Regions from separate parts of the Homo sapiens genome. Here region 1 is linked to region 2. A link is a contact called in ENCODE Hi-C or POLR2A ChIA-PET data. All regions are on one chromosome and are shown on one strand. The core of a region is the stretch at or near the end of the contact, and the rest is flanking DNA. Distances in the headings are between cores, read along the strand shown. Region 1 holds the start of TASOR (transcription activation suppressor). Region 2 has its middle 42 kb from the start of TASOR.

Region 1 (2,763 bases), core at 99-2,598, 42 kb after region 2:
GAGACAGTTTGAGACTAGAGATCTGGGTCTCAAACCTGATCCTGCTGCTTGGCGACCCTCAACAAAATGTCAGCCCTCTGTTGCTTCGTCCATAAAATGAATAAAAGTGCACAGCTGCTGTGAAAATTAGGTCTTAGAGAAGCAGTCAGTGCAGTGCTTAAGTACTTACTCGGAGAGTTAAATAGACCCGGTTTCAAATCTTCGGTTACCATAATTTGTCCAGTGTCTTGCAACGCTTCTTTCAAATTCTGCAAACTAGTATCTACCTCATGTCTGTTGCTGTGAGGATTAAATGGAGACAATGCACGTAAATCACTTGTCCAGTCCGTGTCTAGCACGTAGAAAGCACTCAGTAAATATTGGCTGTACTCACGATAACCCGTGATAGTTTATACTGATAAGGTAGAAACCACTATGTAAAGGGCTCTTAACTATGAAGTTGTTCCCTTTATGGGAGAGCGACGACCTGCTGTGTATTTTTTAATGTGACCGCAAGTTTATTTTTTCTTTAATATACATTTACTATAGGAAAACGTTGATGAACGTTCCAGTGGAAGAAACAGTGGAGTTAGAGGTTTATCAGTGGCCAGATTTTTAACAGAAGTAACCATAGAAAGGGAACAAATGGAGGCCAGGTGCGGTCTCCATGGCGTGTGGTGGGGGGGGGTGCGACTAAAGGAAAAAAATGGGAAAAGTTAACAGCCTCCTCCCCTCAAACTCCCCAGAACCAAATCCTGTTAACACTAGGTTGTTAAGTCCCATCAGAGGATCTCAGGTGAAAGTGCTTGCTGGAGCTGTGACACTGGGTCACACTCTCTGAGATAAAAGAGAAGGCCGGGTGCGAGTAATCTATCATAAAGATACAAGATCCGGTGAGAATAGCAGGTCGCAAAGGCTGTCGAGGCTTTTAGGCTATTACCGCCTAGCCCATTCTTTTATCTCCTCTCCAGGTTTTTGTACACATGCAAATAGTTCATAAAACCGAGATCGTCCCGCATCCACTGCTCTGAAGCCCGTTTGGGCCGAGATAACTCGTGCGCAGAGGAAGGGTTTTGCCCACAAATGGGCGACGCCTGCGCTCCGGAGAAGAGGCCAAGCTAGTCTCCCTCGCCTGCAGCGCGGCGGGGGAATCCCCGGGAACCCGAAGATCGCCAGGGGCCCACGCATTCCGCAGGCCACGGCTGCGGCGTCGAGGTCCTCGCGGGGCGTTGCGGTCGCCCCTTTTGGCGGGCTCGGGCGCCCCGAAACTCCGCCCCCCGGCGCGGTATTTCCGCACTCGCGCAGGCGGGTGCCGCGCTCCCATTGGTGGAGTGGCCCGCGGTGGCCCCGCCCCCTCCCGGCCCCGACGCGCGCACGTTGAGTGGCGGGGGAAGGCAGAAGAACTGCCCGAGGGAGGAGCGGCTCCGAGGACCGGGCAGCGCATTTGGGGTGCCCGCTACAGGGCCCCCCAAGAGGCTGCCAGGTCGGGAGCGCAGCCTGAGGCCACGGGGGGAAGGGGGTGGGTGGGCTGAGAGCAGCTCGGCGGCGAGACTGGCCCGCCGCCCCTTCCCCCCACACCCGTCGACCTTGTGGGCAGAAGCTTCCCAGAGCTCCTTAGGCCGGCGCGATGGCGACTGCTGTGGAGACGGAGGCCTGTCAGCCGACGGATGCGAGTTGGGAAAGTGGCGGCGGCGGAGACGACGAGATGAAGCAGGCGCTTCCGGAGCTTGAGTCCTCCCAACAAAATGGCGGCGGCGGCGGCCTCAACATCGCTGAGCCCAGCGGCGGCGCTGGGCGTGAGGAGAACGCGGGGGCCGAGGCCGCCCAGAGCCTCAGCCACGAGCAGCCTCAGGACTCCTCTGAGGCGGGCGCGGCCGCCCTGCCCAGAGGCCCCGAAGAGCCCGAAAGGCCTGTTAGGAGGAGTTTTCAGATCCCCAGGAAGAGCAGAGAAAAGAAAGGTGGTGCCTCCCCTTCTTCTCAACCCCCTCTCTCTCTCCCCTCCATCTTTTCATTAGAATCTTTCTATCTCCTCTTCCCACACCCATCCGAGATACGTAAACACGCATGCAGCGCCGGCCGCCTCTCCCCTCACCGCCACGGCCGCCCAGCTGCCGCGTTTGGTGCGAGAGAAAGCGGTGGAACCACGCTCCCCTGCTGCCCCTCCCCGCGGAAGTTGGAAGTAGCTCAGGTTTGAAGCTTGTCCGTAAGGCTGCAGCTCCCAGAGAGGAAAGATGGTGCTCGGCGCCCCTCCCTCCCAGCCCCTGAAAGCAGAGAAGCCGTTGTGTCCTCCTAAGGATGCTTCTGAGAAGTCTCGCTATGGAAATAGCCCGTGGCCATGGATTCTGGGGCTTTCTCCAAGGCCATTGCCAATGTTCTGAGGACCATGAGTGCTTCTCCCCGTGGAAATTCTTCAGTTCTGTGTGTCTACTTGAAATGTGCTTGATGTCAGCGTCCTCCCTTATTTAGAAATCTCTATTAGTAGATGTGATCCATGCACACTGCTGTTTTCCATCACACTTCATTTCCATGTAGATTTTTCCCCCTTGTTTTTGAAGCGTTAGATTAAATAGGTTTTTCTCTCTTTAAATTCGAACTTAGTATTGTTTTTCTTATATTTGAAAAGAATGGAAAGGTAGGTTCTTGGAGCAGTAATTTCCCAATGGAAAAAAACTAATGAGAAGTTACCTTATTCTCAAGAGTCACCAACTTGGTCTTCTAGATGGTAGAACTTCAGGTTAAAAAAAAGTCCAGTCTTAGTTTTTGGAACCCATATGGAAACAGTTA
Region 2 (3,053 bases), core at 342-2,841:
TCCTAAAGTGTTGGGATTACAGGCGTAAGCCTCTGAGTCTGTCCAAGAACTCATAATTCTAAAATCTGTTTTCTCAAGCATTCTCTATTCATTCACTTATTTATGTGTTCACTTTTAATAACTCTATCTGGAATCCATACTATGTATAAAGTCAAGTGGTAAGTCATAGTTGTTATAGAAAAGAAATGTTGAATCTCACTGCTAATATAGGTAACTGTTGAGGAACTTGAGGCTAAATAAAAGAAGGCAAATTTCACTTTGAAATTCTTACTGGAATTTCAGTCTACTTTAATTAAAATGATTAGTACTCTTTCTAGTCTGAGCACAGTGGCTATACCTCTAATCCTAGCAGTTTGGGAGGCCAAGGCAGGTGAATTACTTGAGCCCAGGAGTTCAAGACCAGCCTAGGCAACATGGCAAAACCTCATCTCTACAAAAGCACAAAAATTAGCCAGGCTTGATGGCATGTGCCTATAGTCCCAGCTACTCAGGAGGCTGAGTCGGGAGGATCCCTTGAGCCTAGGAGGCAGAGGTTGCAGTGAGCTGTGATCACACCATTGCACTCCAGCCTGGGTGACAGAGTGAGAACCTATCTCAAAAAAGAAAAAAAAGATTAGTACTCTGTCCCACAATGAGTGAGGTTTTTTAGATGAAAAGGCTAAACATTTTTAAGCTGTTAGTAGCCAATTCTCAATAGCACATTGGCCCAATAAGGCTGGTAGTTAGTCTTATCTTTACAATAAGCTCTCACCATTTTCTTTTTTTTCTTTTTCTTTTTTTTTTTTTTTTTTTTTTGAGACAGTCTCGCTCTGTCACCCAGGCTGGAGTGCAGTGGTGCGATCTCAGCTCACTGCAAGCTCCACCTCCTGGGTTCATGCCATCCTTCTGCCTCAGCCTCCCAGGTAGCTGGGACTACAGGCGCACGCTGCCACGCCCGGCTAATTTTTTGTATTTTTAGTAGAGACGGGGTTTCACCGTGTTAGCCAGGATGGTCTCGATCTCCTGACCTTGTGATCTGCCTGCCTCGGCCTCCCAAAGTGCTGGGATTACAGGCCTGAGCCACCACGCCCGGCCAGCTCTCACCATTTTCTTTAACATACTGTTAATTCCCAAATTTGGCAAGATATTCACATAAATAAATATAAGTCCAAATTTTTTCCCAAATGCAAAGTCGCTTCTCCTAATTTTTTTCTTCCTCCTCCTCCTCATCTTTTTTGTCCGTCCTCTTTTCTCACTGCTGCTTTGGCTATTCCCTCTGTTTTTCACTCCTATAATTGTACTGACTGTCAATGCTAAAGGATGTATCTTACAGTATATTAGAAGATGTTTGTACTGACATTTTGTGGGTTAGTACAAATGAGTGAGGGCTAAATGGTTTTTCTTCAGTCAATTTTCAAGATGTTATTTCACATACAACTAGATGTAATCCTTGCAGTCTAAATGAAAACTCATAAGCAATGAACAGAGCCAGAACTAGCAATTTTCTGTAAAATTAGAGCATGGTTTCAGCTTCTGGGTTGTGGTCACCGCCACTGACTGCTTTAGTTTCCATTCCCAGCACAGTCTGCGGCAGCTAAGAATGCACAACTCTTCATAACCACAGCCCTGTTTCAACAAAGACTGTGTGGCTGCAGGAAACTGCAACCCACCATCTTGGTGAAGAGCCTGTTCAACTTTCCATTTACATTCTGTCCATGTCCGTTTTTTACTAATTCTCCCAAAGCCTGAGGACTCTCAAAGATTTGGCAAAGAAACTGTCTGGCCAATCAGTTTCACTCACCTGGTTCCCCTTGGCATTGAGGAGAGAAGACACTGAATACCCCCCCTTATTGATGCAGCTGATTCAATTAATTCACACTAGCTTGTTTATTGACAGAATTCTAGAACTACACTATTGGAAGGGAAGAGGGTTACCCAAGCCCAAACCTACCAGTAAAAATCTGACAATCATCAAAATTTAAAACCTTGTCCGCATGAGCACACAGTGAGAAAAGGTGACCGTATTCACTGTACCTGAAGGGTATTGAGGGAAACAAGTTGGAAAAAAAAATGCTCATGACATCATATCTCCTTTCTCCAGGCTTGGTTCATATATCAGTCAGCTGCACAGACCTACCTAGTCAAAGCAGTTTTCAGTTGACGTGAGGGAATAGCAAGGAATTAGAAGTCATGCACTGTATCTTTAAGAGCTAATCACTTAGCCTAGGAAACTGGACATGCATTCCAAAGCTTGTCCACATGCAAACATACCTAGGTATTAATGAACTGTGCTCTCTCATCTGTGAAAGGTTTGAAAATGACATCCTACAAGTGTTTTATTCTCTGTTGCCAGGGACACTGGACCCTTCAAGCCCATTTAAATGTGAGACTGTATGTGAAATCACTTTTTAAAAAGATACTAAGAGCTAGTAGTTTTCATTGTTATTTAATAATCACTTTTAAATTTGTACATGTTGCCCAGGCATGGTGCCTTATGCCTGTAATCCCAGCACTTTGGGAGGCCGAAGAGGGCAGATCACTTGAGACCAGGAGTTGAAGATCAGTCTGGCCAACATGGTGAAACCCCGTCTCTATTAAAAATATGAAAAATTAGCTGGGCATGGTGGCAGGCGCCTGTAATCCCAGATACTCAGGAGGCTGAGGCACGAGAATCACTTGAACTTGGGAGGTGGAGGTTGCAGTGAGCACAGATTGCACCACTGCATTCCAGCCTGGGTAACACAGTGAGACTCTGTCTCAAAAAATAAAAAAAAATAAACCGTACATGTGAAATTTCTCAAAAGTGTGGCCTTGGCCTGGGTCTTTTTCATTCGTTGTACTATATACCTGGAGAGACTTTTCAATCCAGATAATTTGGAATTTTTTCTTGTATTTTTTTTTCTTACATATTTTCATTCCCACAATTTTCTATTTTCTCTTTCAGGAATTCCAGAAAGAGAGATGAACCTTCTGGATTTTATGCCTTAACTTCTGGATTGATTTTCAAATAGTCTTAATCTCTTTATTCTTACTTTTTATTTATTTATATTTTGTTCAACTCTCAAGGAGATTTC

Evidence for each region. Hi-C counts contacts between places; a loop is a spot of excess contacts on that map. ChIA-PET counts read pairs that join two places held with the same protein, here RNA polymerase II (POLR2A). Pooled maps may share reads with other maps.
Region 1: a map of naive thymus-derived CD4-positive, alpha-beta T cell shows a loop between it and region 2 (2.1-fold over the local background). The contact joins the promoter of TASOR here to the enhancer-like site in region 2. A Hi-C loop is called at or near these places in 2 of 168 maps with a recorded cell type or tissue (naive thymus-derived CD4-positive, alpha-beta T cell and natural killer cell), 6 of 37 single-sample maps with no recorded cell type and 11 of 50 pooled maps. POLR2A ChIA-PET finds 5 or more read pairs at or near these places in 11 of 52 experiments (CD4-positive, alpha-beta memory T cell, CD8-positive, alpha-beta memory T cell, GM12878 and 8 more).

The regions. Positions count from the first base shown.
Region 1 is chr3:56,681,850-56,684,612 of GRCh38, reverse strand. TASOR (transcription activation suppressor) reads left to right here and starts at 1,348. Exons shown (of 24, transcript NM_001365635.2): 1 at 1,348-1,937. The coding sequence starts at 1,607. RefSeq lists a silencer at 1,216-1,515 and enhancers at 1,656-1,825, 2,246-2,365, 1,573-2,517.
Region 2 is chr3:56,723,934-56,726,986 of GRCh38, reverse strand. No RefSeq gene overlaps it. Among named protein-coding and RNA genes, the nearest start is that of TASOR, 42 kb to the right of the region's middle. Within about 2 kb of position 1,591, at least 6 of the 41 ENCODE cell types and tissues checked have a DNase peak (open chromatin) inside an H3K27ac peak, as active enhancers do; they include GM12878 and natural killer cell, where a contact is called at or near this core.